Regions from separate parts of the Mus musculus genome. Here region 1 is linked to region 2. The links are chromatin loops, found by intact Hi-C in ENCODE. Cell type or tissue: heart. All regions are shown on one strand. Links, peaks and the distances in the headings refer to the core of each region. The heading gives the core; the rest is flanking DNA.

Evidence for each region. Peaks named below come from ENCODE experiments on the same cell type or tissue, not always from the same donor. Only the 100,000 strongest peaks of a DNase experiment are listed, where the experiment ranks them.
Region 1: a loop joins it to region 2, with 2.4 times the contacts of the local background. A loop is called at or near these places in 16 of 42 quality-filtered maps.

What each region holds. Positions count from the first base shown.
Region 1 is chr7:4,702,917-4,708,284 of GRCm38, forward strand. It overlaps Brsk1 (BR serine/threonine kinase 1), which reads left to right. Exons shown (of 19, transcript NM_001003920.3): 8 at 1,212-1,358; 9 at 1,768-1,799; 10 at 2,152-2,322; 11 at 3,104-3,201; 12 at 3,419-3,578; 13 at 3,746-3,806; 14 at 4,200-4,569; 15 at 4,982-5,030; 16 at 5,133-5,256. It also overlaps a transcript of Tmem150b not described here. Among named protein-coding and RNA genes, the nearest start is that of Brsk1, 15 kb to the left of the region's middle. In heart, for the core only: a CTCF peak has its summit at 2,387 (motif pointing right); no DNase peak of the experiment used is centred there; H3K4me3 peaks cover 792 bases.
Region 2 is chr7:4,785,781-4,791,148 of GRCm38, forward strand. It overlaps Tmem238 (transmembrane protein 238), which reads right to left and starts at 3,780. Exons shown (of 2, transcript NM_029384.1): 1 at 3,225-3,780. The coding sequence starts at 3,762. The coding sequence ends at 3,232. In heart, for the core only: a CTCF peak has its summit at 3,398; DNase peaks (open chromatin) are centred at 3,441 and 3,821; H3K4me3 peaks cover 1,878 bases; H3K27ac peaks cover 1,955 bases; H3K27me3 peaks cover 440 bases.

The DNA of each region.
Region 1 (5,368 bases), core at 841-4,840, 83 kb before region 2:
TGTTTTTGTTTGGTGTTTGTTTCAGACAGGGCCTTTGTTTGTAGACCAGGCTGGCCTCCAGCCAACAGAGGTTGCCTGCCATGTCTAACCAAGTTCTAGGATTAAAGGCGTGCACTGCTGCACCAGGCCCTCTTTATAGTTTGTTTGTTTGAGACAGGGTCTCACTGGTAACCTTGGCTGTCCTAGAACTTGCTCTGTAGACCAGGCTGGCCTCAAACTCATAAAGGTCAACCTGCCTCTGCCTCCCGAGTGCTGAGATTGAAGGTGTGCACGAAGAGTTTAGAGAGAGGCTTATTTTAGTTTTGATGTATTTTTGTTTTGTTTTAATGTAGTTTTGTTTGTGGCAGTGTGTCGCATCACCCAGGCTGGCCTCAAAGCTCAATATGTAACCGAAAATGACCTTGAACTTCTGAGCCTCCGGCCTCCACCTCCCGAGTGTGGGGTGTAGGCCTGTGACACCAGTGGTGCTGGGGGTGGGACCCTGGGCTTCCTGGAAGTTAGGCAAGCGCCCCACTGGCTGAGCTACATCTCCAGCCCTATATAGGTGTGGACAGTAAGTATCCAACCCAACTCTCAATCTTTTTTTTTTAAAGATTTATTATATGTATATGAGTACACGGTAGTTATCTTCAGACACTCCAGAAGAGGGCGTTGGGTCCCATTACAGATGGACCATGTGGTTGCTGGGAATTGAACTCAGGACCTCTCTAAAGAGCAGTCTCTTAACCACTGAGCCATCTCTCCAGCCCATCACCTGGACAGTGTTAAGCTCCACCTAAGGAAGGCTCGAAACCTTCCTGACACTGTGGCCCTTTATTCCGTTCCTCATGTTGTGGTGACTCCCGACCATAAAGTTGTTTTGGTTGCTACTTCATAACTGTGATTTCACTACTCTTACGAACCGTGGTGTAAATGTCTGTGTTTTCTGATGGTGTTAGACGACCCCTGTGTGAGGGTCATTTAACCTGTCAAAGGGGCCATGACCCACAGCTTGAGAACCACTGCCGTAAGGAAAGAGACAACGATGTAGCTCACTTGGTAGATTGCTTGTCCAGGACACATGAAGCCTCTGGTTCCATCCCCCAAACTACATGAACTGGGCCTGGTGGTGCATGTCTATAACACCACCACCCCCACCCCCACCCCCGCCAAGAGCTGCCACGCCAGGTTGAGAATCACTGACCTGAGGCTCTTGATGATGTCTTGCACAGGGGGCACTGCCCTTCGATGACGACAACCTGCGCCAGCTACTGGAGAAGGTGAAACGTGGGGTCTTCCACATGCCTCACTTCATCCCTCCAGACTGCCAGAGCCTCCTGAGAGGGATGATTGAAGTGGAGCCCGAGAAAAGGCTCAGTGTAAGCAGCGAGGGGCTGGCAGAGGTGAAGTGGTTCCAGAGAGTTCCTGGAGGGCTGCCTGTAAAGCCTGCCATTGGATGAGTTTGCTGGTTAAGCCACAAGCCCAAGGTCCAGCAAAACCTAAAACTTAGAATCATTCCCAAGTTGGACCAAGGACCCTTGAGGGCGGCGCATTGAGGGATTGGCGGGGGTTGAAAGGCTGGCACTTGGCGTGCAGTAAACTGCTACCTGGGTTTAAAAATGGTCAATCTGCAGGTGCTTGACCGCCACCAGGGGAAGACATGATGTCACCCTGCTTCGGGATGGGTCAGTGACCTCCCGGAGCCAATGCTAATCAATTTTATGTTACTGCTTGCTAGCTATTGTATGTGACCTAATTTCTGCTTCTCTGTGACCCACCCCTTCACAGCTGGAGCAAATTCAGAAACATCCTTGGTATCTGTGAGTAGGAGGGAATTGAACAGTTGGGTACCTGCGGGAGGAGGTAGGGCACCCGGGTCAGAATAGAAAGGTGGAGGGTGGGGTGCCATATTCCTGATGGGTGGGATGGGATGGAGGGACCTACCGTCTCAAACTTCAGAGTATGGGCAGAGGAGGACAAAGCTAAAGAAAGGGAGGGTGTGGAGTCTAGAGGGAGGAGGGCTCCGGACTCTTTGAGTCAGAGTTTGAAGAACTAGGGTCTGGACACCCTCAGTCTGAGGAAGATGGGGACCCAGACTCTCCAGATCCTGGGATGAGGAGTCTGGGCATAGGACGTAACACTAGGAAGATAAGCGTTTCTCTACTATTCCAGGGGCGGGAAACACGAACCAGACCCTTGCCTGGAGCCAGCCCCAGGCCGCAGAGTAGCCATGCGTAGCCTGCCTTCCAATGGCGAGCTGGACCCTGACGTTCTGGAAAGCATGGCGTCTCTGGGCTGCTTCAGAGACCGCGAGCGGCTGCACAGAGAACTGCGAAGCGAGGAGTAAGAGCTCCCAAAATCCTTTTCACCGGCGCCCCACTTCATTGAATGGGTTGTGGCAGTTCCCTAGAAAGCCTGAAGGGGGCGTGCCGCATCCAGTTTTATGGATCTGACAAACTTTAGTGCTGGTGCACGGGAATAATCTGGAAATGCTCAGAGAAAGAAAGCATTAAAGCTGAGATGGGCGTGAATGGTGTCTTCATTACGTAGAACTTAATAAGTGCTTAAGTTGTGACGAACACTGAACATAGGAAGCCAACTATGTTGGCTTGTGGGAAAAAATGGCATTTTGGGTCCAAAAAAGAGAAATAAGACCTGAACACCTGTGTCTGAGGGAGGAAGGCTAGGGGCTTTCACTTGGGGGACTGTGGTGGGAGGGGTGAGGTCTGAACTCGAAAGTTTAAAGGAGAAGGGCTGGGGTCTGGATTCCTTGGTCCAAGGAAGAAGGTCTGGACTTGTACCGTTGGATATGGGGGCAGATCTGTTAGGTGGCCTGAGCTCAAAGATCCACAGCAGCGAAGGGAGGGAGGGAGGTCTCATTGAGACACAAACTTCCTTACCTTACATGGGTTTTTGTTTGTTTTTCATTATGTATGAGAGGAGGGTGTATAGACCAGAGGATAACTTGGCAGGAGATTGGTCCTCTCTTTCCACCATGTGGGTCCCAGGGGTACAACTCAGGTTATCAACCTTGAGTAGCAAGCACCTTTATCCATCTCTCCAGCCCTGGGCACTGATCGCTGACCTCAATCCTCCCTTAACCACCTCCTTCTTCCCGTCTCAGGGAAAACCAAGAAAAGATGATCTATTATTTGCTTTTGGATCGGAAAGAGCGGTATCCTAGCTGTGAAGACCAGGACCTGCCTCCTCGGAATGATGTTGGTAAGAAGGCAGATTGGGCGGTTTAGATCCCAGGATTCCTGAGGGAGGAGGATGCTGTCGGCCCTGGGAGTCTGTGTGTGGACAGCTGGGCATTTATGAGAGCCTCGCTCTGCTATGCTCCTTGGTTTCCCCATCCGTTTACAAGGCAGTCACGTATATGCTGTGTATACCTGGGCAAACTAATCTACTGGGTGGGTCAATAACTCTCTCCCTTCAGACCCACCTCGTAAGCGTGTGGATTCCCCCATGCTGAGCAGACACGGGAAACGGAGGCCAGAGCGGAAGTCCATGGAAGTCCTCAGTATCACAGATGCTGGGAGTGGTGGCTCCCCAGTGCCTACCAGACGGGCCTTGGAGATGGCCCAGCACAGTCAGAGGTGAGGGAGAGGCTGTACCCTCTGGGAGAATCTTCAGTCCCAGAGCGTAGAGGGAGCAGATCGTTCTAGACCCTGCTCAACCTCCCGTGCCTGGGAGGACATGGAAATGGAGAAACACCTGAACCTTCTGAAACTCTCTCAGATCATTTTTTTAACCCTGTAAACAGATCCCGCAGCGTCAGTGGAGCCTCCACTGGTCTGTCCTCCAGCCCTCTGAGCAGCCCAAGGGTAAGAGTAGACCCTCAAAGAATTAAGAGAAATCAACAGAAAATACAATTTCATGAGGCATTCTTGCCTGAGAAGTGTCAAAGACATCCATTTTTGTCTACTCAAGATTGGGTTTGTAGTATGTTTTGGGGGTTTTAATTATTTATCAGAAGTTCTTTGAGTACTTTCAGCGTGCCAATTTCTGCTTAGGCTAGGGTTGCAGCCTTAGTGTGTAAATTGGAGACAGTACTTGTGCCTAAATCCAGAGTGGTGGGTGGGGCTGATTGAACTACAATTCCCAGCATGTCTTGCAGTCCTCCCTAGCGATTCTGAGCAAGTAACAATTAATCCCAAATAACAATTCCCTCCGGGAAGTTGTAGTCCAAATTGTCACTAGGCCCTGCTTTTCTACAGAGTCCGGTCTTTTCCTTCTCACCGGAGCCAGGCGCTGGAGATGAGGCTAGAGGCGGAGGCTCCCCAACTTCCAAAACACAGACGCTGCCTTCTCGGGGCCCCAGAGGTGGGGGCGCTGGAGAGCAGCCACCACCCCCCAGTGCCCGTTCCACGCCCTTGCCTGGACCACCAGGCTCCCCGCGCTCCTCCGGCGGAACCCCCTTGCACTCACCTCTGCACACGCCTCGAGCCAGCCCTACGGGGACCCCAGGAACGACGCCACCTCCCAGCCCAGGCGGTGGCGTCGGGGGAGCCGCCTGGAGAAGTCGGCTCAACTCCATCCGCAACAGCTTCCTGGGCTCCCCTCGCTTCCACCGGCGCAAGATGCAGGGTAAGGGTCTCAGCAGATGCTGGGCTAGGTTTGCCAAATGCTGGATTCTAATGTGGGAAGGAGGGGCTAAACGTCATATGGAAAATTTCATGGCGGGTCTTCAGGTAGGAAAGAGAGCCTGATTCCCAAATCCCGAGACTCTAAAGGTGATGATGACGTTCGGAGAGAGGCAGGTCTGGGGGCTGAAGGGTGATGGGAACAGGTCCTGCCACGGTGTACTCTCGCCTACTCATTGGTCTGTAGGAGCTTGTGCCTACCCGGGGAATGTGGTCTAGCCACACTGTCTATCCAGAAGGGCCAGGACTGACTACTCGAGTTAGGGTTAGCCATTTGGGAGATGACTGAATCCACAGGGTGCTGGATGATAAATTATAAGTAAGTGTTGACTACTCCCTCTTCTCTCTCTAACTAGTCCCTACCGCCGAGGAGATGTCCAGTTTGACACCAGAATCCTCTCCTGAGTGAGTTCAACAAGGGAAGAAACTAAGTGGGCAGCAAGGGGACTTGTCTTTTAACCCCTTCCTGACCCTCCCTCCTCTTCCTATCTATCCCATTCCACCCAGGCTGGCAAAACGCTCCTGGTTCGGGAATTTCATCTCCTTGGACAAAGAAGAACAAATATTCCTCGTGCTAAAGGACAAACCTCTCAGCAGCATCAAAGCGGACATTGTCCATGCCTTTCTGTCGGTGAGAGTCCTGGCATCCCTATCGGACCACAAAGCTATGCCTCCCTGCCACTCCATCCATGGCCAGACTTACTTCCGAGACTCATGGGATCTGTAGTTTTCCAGCAAGAGGT
Region 2 (5,368 bases), core at 938-4,937:
ATACACACATATTCCAGAGCACACGGAGATACACACATACTAAAAATAAATAGATGTACTTAAAAACAAAATTAAAAAAAAAAAAGAAAGAAAATCGAACCAAAAAGAACCAAGGCAGATGAGGTGGCTCACATCTGTAGCCCCAGTATTTAAAAGTCAGGAGTGTAGCACATATAAAGTCCAGCCTAGTCTATCTAGGAAGTGCCAGGCCAGCCTATGTCATATAACGAGATCATGTTAAGTTAAGGAAAGGCAGAAGAAGGAAAAGATGATTTGCCCCATGTGAGAATTTTGGTCACAGTGGAGTTGGCATTCCTAGAGCATGCCCTTCTGTCAAAATTCAAGTTCTTTGAGGCCCACTCAAATGTCCATTTCTGCGTAAATGTCAAGGGTCTTCAGGAGCCAAGTTTACCACAGGTGGATATTTTGGCATATGTCTAGTGTTGTACTCCAATATTTGTCCATGCTTCACATACACGTGGTTACTTAGCCTTTAAATATTTTGTGTGTGTGATTTTTTTAAAAGATTTATGTTTTATTTTATGCGTAGGAATGTTTTGTGCCTGGTGCCTGTGGAGGCCAGAAGGGGGCATCAGATCTCTTGAAACTGGAATTAGACACTTGTGAGCTGACATATGGGTGCTAGGAATGGAATTTAGGTCCTCTGGAAGAGCAGCCAGTCCTCTTACTGCTGAGCCACCTCGCCAGACCCTGTTTTGCTGTTTTGAAACAGAGTCTCACTATTACAGTCCTGGCTGGCCTGGAACATACTGCACACATTGGGCTGGTCTTGAATCTGCTGCGATCTGCCTGAGGGTTGGGATTATAGGGGTTACCAACCATGTCTTCTGTTTTGTGGTGCTGGAAATTGAACCCAGGGCTTGACACAGGCATGCTAAGTAAGTTCTCTTTACAACTGAGCCACACCCCTAGCCCTTACTGTTTCCTCATTTGAACCACAGAACATAGAATCAAATTCTTAGTTCTCATGAAGCACAGAATTTCTTTGGATCCCAGGAGAAAAGTAAAAATGTCTTGGGCTGGTGAGATATCTCATTGGGTAAACACACTTGCCATGTAATCCCAACACCCTAAATTCAATGGTGGAAGGAGAGAATCTGTTTATGAAAGATGTTCTCTGACCCTCACAGATGCACCATGGTGCCTTCACTAGTGTGCGCTATATAGAGTGCCAGGCTCCATGGTGCTTGTAAGCCCAGTGGTGTGGAGGCAGAGACTCTTAAATGCCTGGGGCTGATTGGCAAGGCAGTCTAGCTTAATCAGTGAGCTCCAGGCCAACCAGAGATCCTGTCTCAAAAAGCAAGATTGCTAGTTCCTGAGGAATGACACAAAAATTAATCCTCTGACCTCTATACAAATGTACACACACGCACACACACACACACACACCACAGTTTTAGAGTTTAATCCTTTTACAGAAATCCCACCTAGGAAGTGGATTCAGTCATTCCCATCCATCCAAAATCAAAGCCATCCATTTATTTGCATATCTACCTGCCCAAACTATCCATCTAACTGTCCATTTATGCCTCTCTTCTTCTAACCCTATGAATTCACCCACCAATTCATCCACTACATTTAGTAAACAACTAATCTGACGCCGAACCAGGAGGACTGTGTTCAAGGTGGACCTGGGGACACGCAGCAAGACTCTGTCTCAGAAACAAAGCAAAGACTCACTGTCCACCCACTAGTCCTGTCAAACCATCTCAGCCATCCACCAGTTCATTCATTCTATCTGCTCCCACTCACCCAATTCACCAGCACGCTCTTCTACAAACCATTTACCAATCCATCCATCAGCCAACTAACTCACCAGCTCTCCACCCACCCGTCTATCAACTAAAACGGACCCATTTGTCCATCAATCCGTGTGTAATACATTTATCCCATCTACTTAGGGATCCGCATCCTATCCATTATCACCCTTTCCTGAGCCACACTTTTTGCTGGGTACTGTTAGAAACAAAGACACCAGAGACCCCAGCTTTACCTGTCTGGGGCTCTGTCAGATGTGGTAACCAGCTCCCACAGAGATATACCATATGGCTAGTCAAACAGCGATAGGAATGGGCTCAGACAATATGAATACTCAGAGGAGTGCGCTGGTGCCTAAAGAGCATTCTGGAAGTTTTCTGGTTGGACTGCAGATAGCAATGGCCCTCCTCATTATGGGGGACATCTGTCCGTCTTTGGCCTGAATTAAATACAAATAAAATTTGGGGAAAAGAACTTAAAAACAGAGGTTTAAAGATGGGCGTGGTGGCACACGCCTTTAATCCCAGCACTTGGGAGGCAGAGGCAGGCGGATTTCTGAGTTCGAGGCCAGCCTGGTCTACAAAGTGAGTTCCAGGACAGCCAGGACTATACAGAGAAACCCGGTCTTGAAAAACCAATAAATAAATAAATCAATAAATAAATAAAAATAAAAGCAGAGGTTTTACACATCAGTCAATGGCCTGGGTTTGATGAGATGGCAAGAAAGAAGCAGGAAAGCTGGAGAGAATTTAAGAAAGAAAATACAGGGGTCTCAAAAAAAAAAAAATGGCGCATTGGGTAAAGGTGCTTGCCACCAAACTGCTGACCTGAGTTTGATCTCCAAAGCCTACATGCTGGAAAGAGAATAGATGCAACACAAACATTGTGTCACAAATGCGCGCACACGCACACGCACGCACACACACACACTAATAAAGGGCCAAGAGTGGTGGCACATGCCTTTAATTCCAGCACTCCGGAGGCAGACACAAGCTGATCTCAGTTCAAGGGCAGCCTGGTCTACATATCAAGTTCCAGGACAGCCGTGAAGCCCTGTCTTAAATATCAGAGAAAGGGAAAGGAACAAGGGTGCTTTCCCTCTCTGTGCCCACTGGTTCTTCTTTGCCTCTGACTTCACATTAGGACCGCCTGTCTGGATGAATGGCACTCTTTCATTTGTACATTTGTGTGGTCCGGACAAGAGTGTCACCTACTTTCGGAGCTTCTTGTACAGTAACAGTAATGAGCTCAGAGAACTGGCTACAGGGAGGATGGCATGAGGCCTGGTGCACGTGGAGCAAAAGGAGGAGGGCGTGCTGTGACTCCCAACTTTGTCCCACCCATCCTTCCGAGTCTCTGCTATCTCTGACTCACTCTCCTGCAGTTTCCCCTTCCAGCGACATGTCCGTCTCCCCACCACATCTCATTCTTTCTGGTGTCCTCACCTGGGGCTCACTCGCTGCCCGTGCCTGCCGCCACGGACCCCGCCTCAAGCGTGGCGAGCTGCAGGCGCACGCGGCGGGAGCCGGAGGAGGAGGGCTGGGGCGCGCGGTTCGCTCTGCGTGCTGAGCGGAGACCGGCTGTGGTCCGGGGACTGGCGGTGGCGGGCGCCGACCAGCGACGGGACAGCTTGCGCGCCAGGCGGGCAATCGCCGAGGGTCGTAGGCCGTAGTCACGCTCCAGCTCCTGGCGCGAGATCTCGATGTTGCCGGTGTACCAGAGAATCCAGCCCAGCAGGCTCAAGAACACCAGCAGCGCCCCAGAGTAGATGAGCAGGTCCCCGAAGTCGCGGCCGCGCACCTGCAGCTGCGCGAACACGCCGGTCAGCAGCGCCGCCATGCCCGCCACGTCCAAGGCCACGGCCAGCAGCAGCGCCATGCGGCAGCGGCCCAAGCCGGCCGCTGGAGCCGGTGCGGGCGCGGGTGGGGACGAGGCGCCGACCGCGGACGCCTGCGAGCCGCACACCGGTGACGCTGCCGCCATGGCCCTCGGTGGCCCGCCGCCGCCTGCTCCCCGACAGCGTCCCGGGGTGCGGCTTCCCGGGGCGGAGTTAGGGCCCGGCGCCAGGTGTGCCCAGTGCCTGCATGGTCACCTGAGCTCACAGCCTGGACCTGGTGGCCCGAATGAGTCTCTTGTGTAGCTCAAAGGTCTGGGAGGATCAGCGGCGCACGACCCTGTCCATTAAGCAGTGCCAGATGACTAGGGCCAAATTTCAGGGTGGCATAATGTAGCTAGATAGTGTTTCTACTTAGTGCCCGTCTCCCGAGGGCTACCTGTACCACCAAGTCCATAGTGAAACAAAATGGGGATCAGAAACAAAAAACCGGGCATGTTGGTATGTAGCTCGCTTGGTGGAGTGCTTGCCTACCATGCTCGAAGTTCTTGATTTCATGCCCTGCACAGCATAAAATCCAACAACAGCAACAACAACATTCTCTGGAGCACAGAATCAGCAGCCAGAGCCCTGAAGCTGTCTCCATGCTTGTCTTTTGAGATCTCTTGTGAGTGTAGGGCCTTGTTAACCCAACCTGGGAATACAATGAACCCATCTCCCAGGTGCCAGCTGACACCTTGTGTACACAATATACTGAGCTCAGGGCTCTGTTAGTGCTCAGATGTTAGCCTGACAAGACCTGCCTTCCTGTTCCTAGCCACAATTCCCGAAGTGCTCAGGAAAGGTGTCCCTGAGGAGATGGCATAGAAATTGTAGCTTTAGCCTGACAGTGGTGACCCATGCCCTTAGTCCCAGCACTTGAGAGGCAGATCTCTTGATTTCGAGGCCAGCCTGGTCTATAGAATGAGTTCCAGGACAGCCAGGGCCACACAGAGAGATCCTGACTCAAGTCAAACCAAACCAAAACTGTGGCCTTTTTGCTATTATTTTTTAAAGATATATTTATTGTTATATGTAAGTACACTGTAGCTGCCTTCAGACACATCAGAAGCCGGGCGTGGTGGCGCACGCCTTTAATCCCAGCACTCGGGAGGCAGAGGCAGGCGGATTTCTGAGTTCGAGGCCAGCCTGGTCTACAGAGTGAGTTCCAGGACAGCCAGGGCTACACAGAGAAACCCTGTCTCGAAAAAAAAAAAAAAAAACAAAAACAAAAAAAAAACCAAACAAACAAACAAAAAAAACAACAACAAAACAGACACATCAGAAGCATCAGATTCCGTTAGGGATGATTGTGAGCCACCATGTGGCTGTTTGGAATTTGAACTCAGGACCTTCAGAAGAACAGTCAGTGTTCTTCCCCACTGAGCCATCTCACCAGCTCCAACTTAGAGAGAATTTAATGGGTATGGCCAGGTCACTCTGGAACTGAGAGGCATCATGGCACAGGCAAATGGTTGGGCCAAGCCATGGTCCACACTAGGAGGACCCAACAGCTATTATAGGGAAGTCCTGATCTTCCACACATCTACCCCTTAAATGAGTTCATTCTCCCTGGGGTGGGAAACCTCGAGACAGTTCTGAACAGAACTAGTTCTCCCAAGACTCTATCTAGTTTCAGAGTTGGAGAAAACTGAGGATGATGGAGGAGAAAAATCACATTTTCCACCGTGATGCTGCCATTGGTAGCCTGCAAAC